Regions from separate parts of the Homo sapiens genome. Here all the other regions are linked to region 2. Evidence: chromatin contacts called from ENCODE Hi-C or POLR2A ChIA-PET data. All regions are on one chromosome and are shown on one strand. Each heading gives the region's core, a stretch centred on a gene start or an enhancer-like site at or near the end of the contact. The rest is flanking DNA. Distances are from core to core; before and after follow the strand shown.

Region 1 (4,924 bases), core at 1,327-3,826, 42 kb before region 2:
TGTATAAATCTGTTTATATCCTTTCCACAATTTTTTTTCTTTTTTTGGTGGGGGGATGGATACGTGCTCTGTCACCCAGGCTGGAGTGCAGTGGCACGATCTTGGCTCACTGCAACCTCCACCTCCCGGGTTCAAGTGATTCTCCTGCCTCAGCCTCCTGAGTAGCTGGGACTACAGGCAAATGCCACCACACCTGGCTAATTTTTGTATTTTTAGTAGAGTTGGGTTTCACCATATTGGTCAGGCTGGTCCTGAACTCCTGACCTCATGAACTGCCTGCCTCAGCCTCCCAAAGTGCTGGAATTACAGGCGTGAGCCACGCCCGGCCCCTTTCCCCATTTTTAATTACAGTCATAAATGTTCAAGATCTTTCCATATTCTTCGTATCAATCCCTCATTGATTTAGATGTTACAAATATCTACGCCTGTTCTGTTAACAGTCTACTAACTTTGTCCATGGGGACTTTTGTTGATTAGAAACCCCTAATTTTAATTTAATCATATTCGTAAAAATTTGCCTTATGCTTTTGAAATTTTGTTTTGAGGAGGATCGATCACAAAGATACGTCCCTGCACTCTCTTCTGCCCATTTTATTTCCACTATTTTTCTTTAACCTTTTATACTTAGGTTTTTAAAGCATGCAGAGTCCTCTTTTGTATTTAGTGTTAAGTAGGGGTCCAGTTTTATTTTTCTCTATACAATGAGCCTGTTTCCCAAATGCCATTTACTAAATAATCTGTCCTTCCCCGTGATGTGCGGGACCACCTGCATCCTATATGTTATTTTTTATTTTTTAATCATTTTTTATTTTTTTTGCGATGGAGTCTCACTCTGTCGCCCAGGCTGGAGTGCAGTGGCGCAATCTCGGCTCACTTCAAGCTCCGCCCCTCCAGGTTTAAGTAATTCTCTGCCTCAGCCTCCAGAGTAGCTGGGATTACAGGTGCATGCCACCACGCCTGGCTAATTTTTTGTATTTTTAGTAGATACGGGGTTTTGCCATCTTGGCCAGGCTGGTCTTGAACTCCTGACCTCATGATCCACCTGCCTCGGCCTCCCAAAGTGCTGGGATTACAGATGTGAGCCACCGCGCCCGGCCTCACCTTCATCCTACATTAAGTTGGGACTGAATCTGAGCTCTCTATTCTGTTCTGGTGATCTATTTTTATGGTTTTTAAACTACTGTTTTTATTATGATGGCTTTTTAATATGTCTTTTTTTGTTGTTGTTGAGACAGGTTCCCACTCTGTCACCCAGGCTGGGGAGTGCAGTGGTGCAGCCACGGCTCACTGCAGCCCCAACCTCCTGGGCTCAAGAAATCCTCCCGTCTAAGTCTCCTGAGTTGCTTGGACTTACAGGCACGTGCCACCGTGACCAGCTAATTATTTTTTTCTATTTTTTGTAGAGATGGGGTCTCACTGTGTTGCCCAGGTTGGTCTTGAACTTCTGGCCTCAAGTGATCCTCCTGCCTCAGCCTCCCCAGGTGCTGGGATTCCAGGCGTGAGCCACCGCACCTGGCTATAATATGTCTTTCTATCAGATAGAGTAAAAGCTCCTCTTTACTCTCCTATTTTATTTTATTTTATTTTTTTGAGACAGGGTTTCACTCCTGTCCCCCATGCTGGAGTGCAATGGCACGAGAAGCTCACTGCAACCTCTGTACTCCTGGCTCAAGCAATTCTCCTGCCTCAGCCTCCCAAGTAGCTGGGACCACAGGTGCATGCCACTGTGCCTGGCTAACTTTTTTTTTTTTTTTTGGTAGAGATGGAGTTTTGCCATGTTGCCCAAGCTGGTCTCGAACTCCTGAGCTCAAGTGATCCGCCCACCTTGGCCTCCCAAAGTGCTGGGATTACAGGCATGAGCCACTGCGCCCAGCCCACTCTCCTTTTTTAAAGGTTGCCTTAGCTGTGGTTCTTTGTGTCTAACCCGAGTGTCTTCCTTTGTCCTGTACTGCCATAGTTTTTAGAGTAAGTTTAGCTCAAGTGCTTTGGACTTTATCTGCGGGCTTTGTCTGGGTCAGAAGCCCTTGTTTCAGCTGGCAGCCGTGGGCCTGAATGCTGACTTGTGTTCTTGGCAGTGAGCACACAGAAGCACAGGGAGAAACTTCAGGAAGAAGTGAAGCCAAGAGATGCTATCTGGCCTGCACTGGACACTTGGAAGCCCTGGCAATTCTCTGCACAGTAGAATCCAGTCTGATCCAAGAGAAACAGTGAATGGCACACAGATTTTAATGAGCCTGGGAACCTAATCGGAGGCTGTAATGAATGAGATTTCATGCGGCCCTGCCAAGGAGAGCACTCTCTCTGGATCTGTGGTCACTTGGCCCCTGCTCCCGAGGACTGCGAGGGCCTGTCAAAAGCTTAGCTCATTGCCACCTGCATCTCCATTCCTTCCGCAGCTCTTCTCATCCTGTTCCCAAAACCTCAGCTTTCAGGCATGTAGCATTTTCATTCCGTGATAATGAGGAGACTGTGAGCAGGCCATGGTTAGTCATCTGTGGTGTGAAGATGACGGGTGCTCCAGCTCAGGAGGTGCGTGCGGGTTCAGACACGTCAGTGCTGTGGCTAAAGACAGAAGCTGGTGAGGGGGAACGAGGTGACTCATCACCGAAACCTTGAGAACCAGGTTCAAGGAGAGGGCCTAGGCTTTCCAAATGCAGAATCTGCTTTCTTTGGTGGTGCTGAGGCTCCACCCAGGCCCGGTGGGTGCCATTAACTTCTGTTCTCTCCTCACCGAGGAACTTAACGTCAAGACAATCAGCTCCCGTGCCATCCGAACAGCTCTCCGAGCACCGGCCCATTCCGCCGTGGGCTTCCAGCTGCTTGCGCCTCCCCCTTCTCCATGCCGTTCTCATCCTCTCCTGCCGTGGCATGCTCAGGTTCCTTCTTTCTGTTTCTTCAAGGCTCTTACTTCTTTCTCAGTTAGTAGTTTTTAAAAATAGACCTTTTTTCTTTGAGACGGAGTTTCACTCTTGTGGCCCAGGTTGGAGTGCAGTGGCGCAACCTCAGCTCACTGCAAGCTCCGCCGCCCAGGTTCAAGCGATTCTGTTGCCTCAGCCTCCTGAGTAGCTCGGATTACAGGTGCCCATCACCATGCCCAGCTAATTTTTTGTATTTTTAGTAGAGATGGGTTTCACCATGTTGGCCAGGCTGGTCTTGAACTCCTGACCTCAGGTGATCCGCCTCCTCGGCCTCCCAAAGTGCTGGGATTACAGGTGTGAGCCACCACGCCCAGCCAAGAATATATATTTTTGATTGACTTGTGTGGATGGTGTTTCTTCCGCCAAGTGACTCTACAAAATGCTGGTTGTTGGCTTCCCACATTTACCTCAAGAGTGGTAAACAAGTCTGATTACTTGGTAATGTGGCTCTCTCTGCCTATCCTGAGTGTCTGTCCCCATCCTGCACACATGCTGGCTGCCACACTGGTACAAGGAGGCCCGTGTCATCTGCTCCCTTTGGAGAAGAGTCACATCTTGATTGGGGCCCCAGCAGCCTGGGCAGTACCCTTGTTTGACCTGTCTCTCTGCTGAACCCCAGAAGGCCTTATTGCCTTGCCTCTCTGCACCAACGCAACAGGCCACATAGAATCACTCCAGGGGAGAGGCTTTAATCTCAGCATCATTCTCCTCTTTCTTTTGCTCCAGGCAAATGTCGGGAGATAAAGAAGTGTACCAACTACCCTTCTGTTTCCTTTAGCTCATCTTTAAATGTACTGGCTGGCATCAGAGCCTCTAGAGGCTGCTTCAGAGACCAGCCACTGTGTCTTAAACAAGAGCAGGCAGAAGGCCTTGGAGTGGACTTTTGGGATTTTTATGCTGAAGGATATAGGGGACTTTATCCAGTGTTATCCTGCCTGGAGTCAGGGTGGATACGAAAGGGACTGGGAGCGGCTCCGTTTTTCAGAATCAGTGAGGGAAGGAAGCAGACTGTGCTGTTTTAAGATGCTCAGTGTAGTTGTCTAGGAAGAGTACTTTCAGAAGCCTTGAGACCTAGCAGGTGGGTAGGTAAAATATTCACAAAAGGAGCTATCTCAGCAGTGGGGATCAAGTTGTTGACTAATCCAATACTCCCTTGGAAAATTAGATCATCCATTCTTTACCCCCACCCTATTTCCTTATGAATTCCAGACTTTCAAAGGAAACAAGGATTACAGTGCAGCCCTCGGTCAGGCCACTGGACAGGATGCTGGGCTGATTGAGAGGGTCAGTCACAGAGTGTGCTCTGTGCCAACCATATCTAGCAGGATGCCAATGACCTTGTTTAGGGCTGTTGAAGATCCTGGAATGTTCCTCTGACTCTTAAACGTTCTGCTTGTCCACGTGTCTAACTATAAGACTAGAGAATCCACAGTCCAACTCTTAGAGGGCTAACAGTTTACCAAACACATAGGCAGAGAGGCTTCTTATGAAAAAATAATTGTATCCCACAAACTGGCTTTCCTGTATTTGGTCTCTCCCAGGGTATTAAATATAACTTTTTACATGCTGCAGGCTTCAAGGCACACCACATGACCAATAGACTTCCTTGTGTGGGCTCTAAATTTGGCCTACCAGTCCTGAGGGGACCACTGAAAGTTAGGTTACACTAAGCCACTCCAAACACTGTTGTACTTGGGTGAGGAAAGGTGGGCAAAGACAGAGATGGGCCTGTGAAGCTAGCTATTAGGGTTCTCTCTCTGGCCCATCATTTCTGCTCCCTGAGTCACCTCTTTCTCCTAGGAGCTTCTGAGGAGCTCAGATCAGATATTGGCAACTTGGCAGATCAAACATGCAGAAAGGACTGTTTTCCTGGGACACTTGAGAGCCACTCAGCTTTACCTTCTTATAAGCCATGGGGTCCCTGAATGAGGAGAAACTAGTGTGGAAAGGTACCTACACACTTTTGTGACTCAGGGGCTCTGATTTTTGCTTGCAAAGCAGACAAA
Region 2 (4,750 bases), core at 1,505-4,004:
CTTTCCTGCTGTGTTGGGAAACAGAGATTCTACGATGGCTGACTCCAGTTACTAAGCCCTCTCTGCCTAAAAGGAGCCATTCCCCCAGCAGACTAGAAAGTGCGTGTGTGTATGTGGGCATGCGAGTGGTGAGGACAGGGGTGTTGCTTAGGAAATGGGGCTGGCTGCTCCCCATATTCCTGAAATGACAGCAGAGGCCTACATCCACAGCCAAGGCTGTGTGGGCTGCCGTGGATTGCAGACCCCAGGCCTCCTGCAGGCTGAGTATCTGCGCTTGGATACTCCTCCCCCTCAACTGGGTCTGCCCTGGCCACAGGACCCACAGGGTCCCTATCGTGGTCCTGGGAGCGGGGAGCTACGGGGGGAGCCTCTTGAGCTCCCCAGCTTGCCTGCGGGCCTGGCCCTGGATTAAAAGGCTGGCCGCCGTAAACCACAGCTGAAGCCCAGCTGTCCCTGTAAGTCTGCCCGGCCCACTTCCCGAAGCGTGTCGTCTGGAGACGATCCTCAGCTGTCTGCTGAGAGCTAAGAAACTACTTGAGCGTGAAGACTTCTGGTGCAAACGGTGCGTGTCCCCAGCTGAGCCACTGCTTTGTCCTGTCTCCCGCCAAGTCCGGCATTTCTCTTTAGCCTCATCTCCCCCGAAACTCTTTGCTTTTTCTCTCTCTGAATGTGTCTCGTCTCTCCGTCTATAGCTCTGCCTCTGTGTGATTTCGTCTCCATCTCTCTGCATGCCTGCCTGTGTATTCCTCTATGTTTACTTCTCTGTCCTGTCTGTGTGTGTCTGTTTCTGTCTCACTGTGTGTTTGTTTCTCTCTGTCTCTCTTTCTCTGCTTTCAGTCTCTCTCTGTTTCTTTCTGTCCCTTTAACACTCTGCTCTCTCTGTCTCTCGCTTGCTCCCTCTGCCCACACGTCTGTCTGTCCCCCTGTCTCTCTGTGTGTCTCTCCTTCAGTCGTCGTCTCCTTGTCTCTGTCTCCTTGTCTCTCAGACTGCCTCTTAGTTTCTCTCTGTACCGCTGTCTCTTTCTGTCTGTGTGCATGTCTCTTTCAGTCTCTGTCTCTTTGATTCTCTCTGCCTCTCAGACTCAGCTCTCTGTCTCTCGTTCCTTCATTCTTGAATAAAGTGCCCAGGGGAAATGTCCAGCAAGAACAAGACCCTCCCCGGACTCCACAGAACAGAGTAGGGTGGACTGCTAGGCTGGGTCCATGTGCCAGGTTGGCTCAACAGTTTTGCTGGGAATTCCCCTCTGGCCACAAGAAGCCATGGCCAGGGAGGGAAAGTGTCCAGCAGTGGATTCTGGGCCTGCGAAGCCAGGCTCCATCTAAGCTTACTTAAGAAGCAACAGTAATAGACCCCCCACCCCCCGCCTTAGGGAGCAGCAGAAAGGTGATTACATGCTGTGTCAGCTAATCCCGTGAAACCCTGTGTCTCCCTCCAAGGAGTCAAACATTCTCAGTCCTTGTATTCCTCCATCCTTCCAAGTGGCAGGAAAGACCTTCAGAAACCAGTGTCTGAACAAAATGCCAGCAGGAAAACCACAGGTCTCTGCTTTATCTAAGTGAGTGGGAAGAAGGGCTGAGGGATGGATCAAGAATTAATGAGGATACAGTAAGTAGAACAATGTACGACTCCATAACCTGAGAGCTTTTGAAAGGACAGCTGGAGCCAGTGCTTCTGGCCGTACATACCTGTGATCAAGTTACACCCTCTCCCCACAAAATAGCCACCTAGCAACCAATACAATATGAATCAGAGTCATAATCACGGCCATTTCTCTTGAATCAGGGGTCCTGCCAGCCACTCTTCATGTATCTGCTTAGTCCATCCTACCAAAAACTCTAACAGTCACCTCCCCATTTTACAGATGAAGAAACTGAGGCTCATAGAGGTTAACTTGCCCGAAGTTACAGTTAGTGAGTAGAAGAGCTAAGATAAGAACTTAGGACTGCCAGGCTCCCAGCCAGCCTGCTCGCCTCCCTGTCAGTCACTGTCACCTCACTGTCACTGTCACTGTCACTCTGAAGAAACATTCTGAGTCAAGTAGAGATGTTCTTTTCACATTTGAGTGTCCTTTTCTGTAGGTGGATCAGAGTATAGAGACATCTGGACACAATTAAGCAGCAGGTCAAGCTGACCTCCCTTCCCTGCCTTCCAGGCAGCAGGTGGCTTCTGAGCATGACCAGCAGCAATGCTGTTCCAATCAGTCCAGGTAGCGCAGGCCCACGGTCATGTCTCTGGAGCTTCGGCAAAATAGTTCACTTGCTGTGCCTGCAGCTCACCAGTGGTCAAAAGAAATCCATTAAGAGCTTAAGAAAAACATGTAAGAGAAAAATTCATAGTTGAGAAAATTCTATTATGCTGTGTTTCTTTTGAATTGGGATAAAACCGACATTCTACACATCATCATGGCAGAGCACTTTTCCACCAGACTTGACCTCAAGGCCTAAGAACAGAGGCAAGAGTCCACCGAAGACTCCTCGTCCGGGGCAACAGCAATTAGGAGGCGTGCATGTGCCTTTCAGGTCTCAGGTCAGAGAAAATTTCGGAAACAAGGTAAAAAGAAAAAGGGAAGAAAGACACTCAGTTCATTCCTCTGTGAATGCCCCACTCCTTCCTTCAGTGGAGAAAGAGGTCTCATCCTCAATCATTGCTCCTGCAGACACAGCGGGGGCAGGGCAGCATGGAGGAAAGCCAGGCAGTGCAGCGTGCTGCCACACTCACAGATATGGAAACCTGCCGAGGCTCTCTGAGTTAATCTCCCCTGGCCATGACCTCATGGGAACAAGATGTGTGTATTTTGTGCCAGGATGAGACTGTGGCTTCACACACAAAAAAAGTTTATGAGGTTTAAAATAACTCATTGCTCTGATTGTACCACAGTGACCCAGAGAGCACACACCCAAAAAGGATTTTGGCCCAATTGCCAAGTTGATGGTCTTTATAGATGACATAAACGGGATTCCGTTCCATTCTTCAAATACTTCCCGAGTTCCTACTGTGTGCCAGTACTGAGCTAGACACTGAGGACACGAAAATAAATCCGCCATGCCCTCTGACCTGAGAGAGCCGATAACTCCAGGCAGGGATATCAAATAGAAACTCAAATATCTATCTTCAGCATATATATATACATATATATTTTGAGACACAGTCTCACTCCAGGCTTCAGTGCAGTGGCATGATCTTGGCTCACTGCAACGTCCGTCTCCTGGGTTCAAGCTATTCTCCTGCCTCAGCCTCCTGAGTAGCTGGGATTACAGACATGCACCACCACGCCCAGCTAATTTTTGTATTTTTAGTACAGACGGGGTTTCACCATGTTGATCAGGCTGGTCTCCAACTCCTGACCTCGTGATCTGCCCGCCTCTGCCTCCCAAAGTGCTGGGATTAAAGGCGTGAGCCACCACGCCCGGCCCCAGCAGATATTTTCTGAGGGCCTACTACATGCCAGACATTCAGAACTAGCGATTACCAAAATGGTAGTCTAATGGCAAATTAGACTCTCTTTGTTGACCAGCTAAACCAGATTCAATTCAGTTTCATGGACAAGTCCCTATCATTTAGCAACTTTTAAAATGCTGTCCTTCCTGCTAGACTGTAAGCTTCATGGGGGCTGGGGCTACACACATGCCTTGTTCACAGTGTGTCTTCAGTGCTGAGATGGTGTCTGAAGACGGTGTCTACAGACGGTGAGTGGTCAAGAAATCCATGAACCTGGGGAAGTTCCTAGGCTATGGGGGGAGCACAAGATGGAGAAGGGATGAAGAACAAAGGGTTCACTCACAAATTATCCTCTCTCTCTCTCTGTCTCTCTCTCATGCACACACACACACACACACACACACACACACACACAGAGTCAATTAATGACATAGAGTGAACTGTAGGCCTCAAACTGCCACGGCTCACAGAAATTGTCATGGTTCCCAGGCTCTGAGCCATCGCGTGGCAGATACCTTGGTTGGCTCTCTCAACACCCACTTCAGCCCCTTGCCCTTGCCATCATGACCACAGAGTCTAGAAAGCTGAAGTACTTAACTTCCCAGCCTCCCTGGCAGCTAGGGATGGCCATGTGACATAGTTCTGGCCAGTGAGATGTTGGCGATGTCTCTGGGCAGGGCCCTAAAACTAGGGACCCTAAAACTAGGATGGTTGCAGTGGTCTGGAATCTTTGGAGTCTTCCCTGCTTCAAGAACCCGAGGACTAGGTTTGAGGGGGAAAGAGGTGGCACCGAGGGAGAGCAGAAGCTCACGTCCTCGGGATAAGTCTTAGCTGCTCTCTGACCCACTTCTCCTTCCTCATCCACCCTTTCTTATTGTGGCAGCCTCCCACCTCCTCTGCCTTCCGTCTTCATGCCAAACACATTTAAACAATTTGGGGCGGAATAGTATTTGTTAGTTTCGGGCTCTGATTCTCCACGGGAGTGATCTTCAACCAAACAGAAAAGATAATGGTAAAATACCTCATTCAGATTTACTTCAAAATAATATGAAATGGGAAGTGAGTGGGGTTACCGCTGCAGCAGGATTGGCTCTGAGTTGATAATCGCTGGAGCTGGGTGATGGCGTTATTCACAACAGCCAAAAGCTGGAAGCCACGTAAGTATCCGTCGACAGACGAACAGGTAAACACAATGTGGTGTGCACAGTGGAACACTCTTTAGCCTTAGAGAGGAGGGAAATTCCAACACATGCTGCAGCATGGACGAAACTCGAGGGCGTTGCGCTAAGTGAAATACGCCAGTCACAAAAG
Region 3 (4,615 bases), core at 166-2,665, 35 kb after region 2:
ATGTAAATAGTCATAACATCCTGATTAAAAGGCAGATATTATCATAATGGATAAAAAGGCAACATTCAACTTAATACTTTCTACAAAAAAAGGAGTTTAAATATATGAAGACAAGCTGGTTAAAAGTAAAAAAGGTAGAAAGAGATACATTACACACTGACTATAAGAAAACTGGAGCAACAATATTAATATCAGACAAAATAGATTTCAGGACCAAGGGTATTACAGTAATAAAGACGGGTATTTCATAATGTAGACGAGTTAATTCAGCAAGATGTAACAATTCTAGATGGATGTGCAGTTAATAACAAAGCTTTAAAACACATGAAACAAAAACTAACAAAGGGCAAAGGGCAATTAGAGGAATTCACATATAGTTAGAATTTTCCACAAAGTCCTATTTCAATAATTGATAGACAAAGTAAATAGAAAAACAATAGCAATAGAAAACATGAACAAGTTACAAAAAACCAGTTATAGAAAACATGAAGAACACTATCACCCAATTTGACTCATTACGTTTTCTAGAACAATATTTCCCAAAACAGCAGAATACACGTTCTTTTAAAGTACACATTGAACATTCACCGTCTCTGATCACAACAGAATTAAAATAGAAATTAATAACTGAAGATATATGGAAATCCTCAACCATTTGGAGTTTAACAACATAACTACTAAATAACCCGTTGGTAACAGAAGAAATAACTAGGGAGACTTAAAAAATATTTGAACTGAACGATATGAGCCTACACTTTACTAGAGAAGCCTCTAATTACCTTCTTTAATCAGCCGAGGGATCAGAGAAGGCTATTTTCTCTCTTAACTTGTTCACTAGCCCATTTCATGTACCCTTCTCCCCAGGATAAAACAGAGGAACAGTGTTACTTAGGTCCTTAACACCTAGTAGTAAGGATTACTATGTATCAGGCAGTGAGCCTGCGCCAGGTACAGTGCTAATTACTTTACCGACATTATCTCATCCAATCCTCACAACATTCCACTGAGATGGGAGGTCTTGTTACACATTTTGCAGGTAAGGAAATGGAAGTGCAGAGAGGTTGACTTGTTCAGATCACAAAATTAGTATCCTGGTGCCAACATTCCAGTCCAAGCAGGATGACGCCGGAGCCCACACGTTTGACACCATGCCATACCAGCACCACAAAGGGCATCGCACAATTCTAGGGGAAAGAAGGAGGGCTATTTATATTTTATGTACTAGGTTTTGGCTACAAAATTCCCTCTTATTAAATCATAGTTTTAGCTACTTTCCAAAAACCACGACTACCTCTTTCTGGTTTGAAAAAGAAGCTTGGAAAAGTCTCCACTATGCTTACTTACTACAAGACCTCAAGGACTGGTTAAGATGAGTCATCCGCAGCTTGAAAAGCAATGTACTTGGAACTAGAAGACACTGATTATCAGCTCTGTTGCCTCAGGCAAGTCACTTCTCTGGGCCTCGATTTCTTCATGTGTAAACCAGGGAAAACAATAACTAACTATAAGGAATATGTAAGAAAACATAAGTGGAAGTGGTTTGTAATCTGAAAAATAATATATGAATTTGAAGGAACTTTTTATGTTTACTGAGGGAGGACCATTTAAAAATGGATTTGATATTACTTATATTAATTTAAAATTTAAGCAGCAAGATCTGATCATTCACTGTGTTTACTGTCAATGATGACTTATATAACACTTTCACTTCTGAATAAGAATTTTGGTATAAAGATTTATTTTCTTTGAGGGTAAAGTTTAAAAAGACTAGAGAGTACTTAAGCTGCCAGCCTTTGCCCTGCTTATACAGAGTGCTGGCAACAGAGGCTGATGCTTCATAAAAATAAACCTTTAGAAGTTTGTACATATACCATAACACTATGCATCAATATTTTTAAAATGTACACCTCTTAATCCAGTAATTTCACTTCCAAGAATTCATCTTATGGATAAACATTTGTTTATCTAGCATGGTTTTTCATAATGGAAATCTGGAAGCAACCAATTTAATAAGTATGGCCATTTGATAAAACACTCTATGGATGATAAAAAAACTATTCTGTAAAAGATTGGTTTCTTATTTACCTGAGAAATTATTAATTTGGGGAAAATAAGTACTAAAAAGCAAAGTTTTAAAAGGAGGCTACAAAAATAGAATGACCATCAGCAATTGATCCAGCAATTTCACTTCTGGGTGTATACCCAAAAGAATTAAAGGTAGGGTCTTGAGGAGATAATTTGTCCACACATGTTTATAGCAACCAACAATAAAAACAACCCAAATGTCCATCCATAGATGAATGGATGAACAAAATGAGGTACATACATACAATGGAATTTAATTCAGCCTTATAAAGGAAGGAAATTCTGATACGTGCTACCACATGGTTGGACCTTGAGAACATTATGCTAAGTGAAATAAGCCAGCTACAAAGAAGACAAATACCGTATTAGTCCACGTGCATGAGGCATCTAGAGCAGTGGAATTCCTAGAGGCGGAAGGTAGAACAGCGATCGCTCGCAGCGGGGAGAGGGAGGAATGCAGAGACACTGTTTAATGTGTGTACAGGTTCAGTTTTGCAAGATGAAAGAGCTCTGGGGATCGGGTGCACAACAATGGGAATGTACATAACACTGCTGAACTGTACACTTAAAGATGGGTAAGGCCCAGCGCGGTGGCTCACGCCTTTAATCCCAGCACTTTGGGAGGCCGAGGCAGGTGGATCATGAGGTCAGGAGTTCAAGACCAGCCTGGCCAAGATGGTGAAACCCCATCTCTACTAAAAGTACAAAAATTAGCCAGGCATGGTGGCAGGCACCTGTAATCCCAACTACTCAGGAGGCTGAGGCAGGAGAATCTCTTGAACTCGGGGGGGCAGAGGTTGCAGTGAGCTGAGATCACGCCAGTGCAGCACTCCAGCTGGGGTGACAGTGAGATTCTGTCTCAGAATAAAAAAAAAAAGGGTAAGATGGTGTATTTTATATCTATTTTACTATAATTTAAATTTTTTTTAATTTACAAAGATAATGAAGAGTTAATGAGGCAGATAGGAAGGAGTGTTTTAGGCCCCCCAAAAAATGATGTTAAAAAATATGGCAGCACGGAAGAGCATGGTACATTCCGGGAACTGGATAGGAGTTTTTACGGCTGGATGTGCCAGACAAGATTGGGACTTTATCTAGAGAAGCAGCATTGAGTTGATTTGCTTAAGGTCACTCATGAAATTGTGGGCAGAACACCGACAGGATCACTCAGACCTGATTCCCAGCTTGGAAGGTGTATGTCTGTGTAGACATGTGATGTATGTTTAACAATCATCATAAATGGGAAACATCTAAATAAAACGCCGGTATCACAACATTTAACATTTGACGCATTAACTGAGTTGTAACATACATCTTCCCGGGGGTAAATATCCCTTGTATAGATCCTTAATTTTCTGTCATTATCATGCACCAAGCCTTTTTGAAGCTATAAAATAAATGTAAATTCCTTAAAAAAAGCAGACTACAAAATAACATGTATGATACTATTTTTCTAAGAAACATATATATATATATATGCATGGAAAATACTAGACATATCTACAGCAAATGTTAGTTGGCTGTTATCTTTGGCTTGTGTGAGTTTGGTTAATTTTTTTTTTCTTAGTGCTTTTCTGTTTTCTAATGTTTCTTCACTGAGCACATAAACTAGAAGAAAATATTAAAGAAAAAGGAATTCTTAGGTGCACCCCATAAAATGGCAGATCTTTAAAGAATGCTTTGGTAATGGTGTCAATCACTTCTTTTGATTCCAAGAAGTAATAATCCTCATATAGGTGAGCTTGGATCTGCAGAAGGAGCTGGAAATGTCAAGAGAGTGGCTGTTAACCAGGAGAGCCCCAGTCCTTACTACCACCTTCTTCCCTCTCTTTTTCTCTTCCTCACTGTGCCATCCATCCCTGTTAGTCTCCTTCTCAACTAGGGTGACTTTCTAGTAACCCAACACTTGTTTGATGGGCTCGCTCCCCAGACAGCCTTATGCCAAGGTGTTTAAATACCCTAGGAGCAGTATGCTGGGAACTGGAAGGTTTCTCATGAATGGGGCCATCTTAGAGAACTAAATTCAGCTTAGAATTCACTGTTTTACAAAATGAGGTCATTTTGCCTCAAAGAAATACAAAAAAAACCCTCAGAGACTATCACCAATACTTCTATGCACACAAACCAGAAAGCCTAGAAGAAATGGATAAATTCCTGGAAACATACAACCTCCCAAGATTAAGCTAGGAAGACATTGAAACCCTGAACATAATAAGTTCTGAAACTGAATCAGTAATAAAAAGCCTACCAACCATAAAAAGCTCTGGACCAGATGGATTCACAGCCAAATTCTACCAGACATATAAAGAAGAGCTGGTACCAATCCTACTGAAACTATTCCAAAAAATTTAGGAGGAGGAACTCCTCCCTAATTCATTCTATGAGGCCAATGTTATTCTGATACCAAAACCTGGCAGGGACACAACAAAAAAAGAAAGCATCAATATCCCTGATGAACAGAGATGCAAAAATCATCAACAAAATACTAGCAAACTGAATCCAGCAACACATCAAAAAGCTAATCTACCAC

What was found. Hi-C counts contacts between places; a loop is a spot of excess contacts on that map. ChIA-PET counts read pairs that join two places held with the same protein, here RNA polymerase II (POLR2A). Pooled maps may share reads with other maps.
Region 1: a loop to region 2 is called in a map of heart right ventricle, with 2.6 times the contacts of the local background. The contact joins two enhancer-like sites. A Hi-C loop is called at or near these places in 9 of 168 maps with a recorded cell type or tissue (cardiac septum, gastrocnemius medialis, heart left ventricle and 3 more), 2 of 37 single-sample maps with no recorded cell type and 12 of 50 pooled maps. POLR2A ChIA-PET finds 5 or more read pairs at or near these places in 5 of 52 experiments (A549, AG04449, HepG2 and 2 more).
Region 3: a pooled map shows a loop between it and region 2 (2.0-fold over the local background). The contact joins two enhancer-like sites. A Hi-C loop is called at or near these places in 6 of 168 maps with a recorded cell type or tissue (MCF 10A, aorta, dorsolateral prefrontal cortex and 3 more) and 3 of 50 pooled maps. POLR2A ChIA-PET finds 5 or more read pairs at or near these places in 4 of 52 experiments (BJ, HepG2, MCF 10A and 1 more).

The regions. Positions count from the first base shown.
Region 1 is chr3:197,392,388-197,397,311 of GRCh38, reverse strand. No RefSeq gene overlaps it. Among named protein-coding and RNA genes, the nearest start is that of DLG1, 96 kb to the right of the region's middle. RefSeq lists enhancers at 2,077-2,126, 2,320-2,614, 2,137-3,016, 1,934-3,133, 2,741-3,242 and 1 more. Within about 2 kb of position 2,576, at least 13 of the 41 ENCODE cell types and tissues checked have a DNase peak (open chromatin) inside an H3K27ac peak, as active enhancers do; they include heart right ventricle, where a contact is called at or near this core.
Region 2 is chr3:197,350,600-197,355,349 of GRCh38, reverse strand. No RefSeq gene overlaps it. Among named protein-coding and RNA genes, the nearest start is that of DLG1, 54 kb to the right of the region's middle. Within about 2 kb of position 2,754, at least 5 of the 41 ENCODE cell types and tissues checked have a DNase peak (open chromatin) inside an H3K27ac peak, as active enhancers do; they include heart right ventricle, where a contact is called at or near this core.
Region 3 is chr3:197,314,216-197,318,830 of GRCh38, reverse strand. No RefSeq gene overlaps it. Among named protein-coding and RNA genes, the nearest start is that of DLG1, 18 kb to the right of the region's middle. Within about 2 kb of position 1,415, at least 3 of the 41 ENCODE cell types and tissues checked have a DNase peak (open chromatin) inside an H3K27ac peak, as active enhancers do.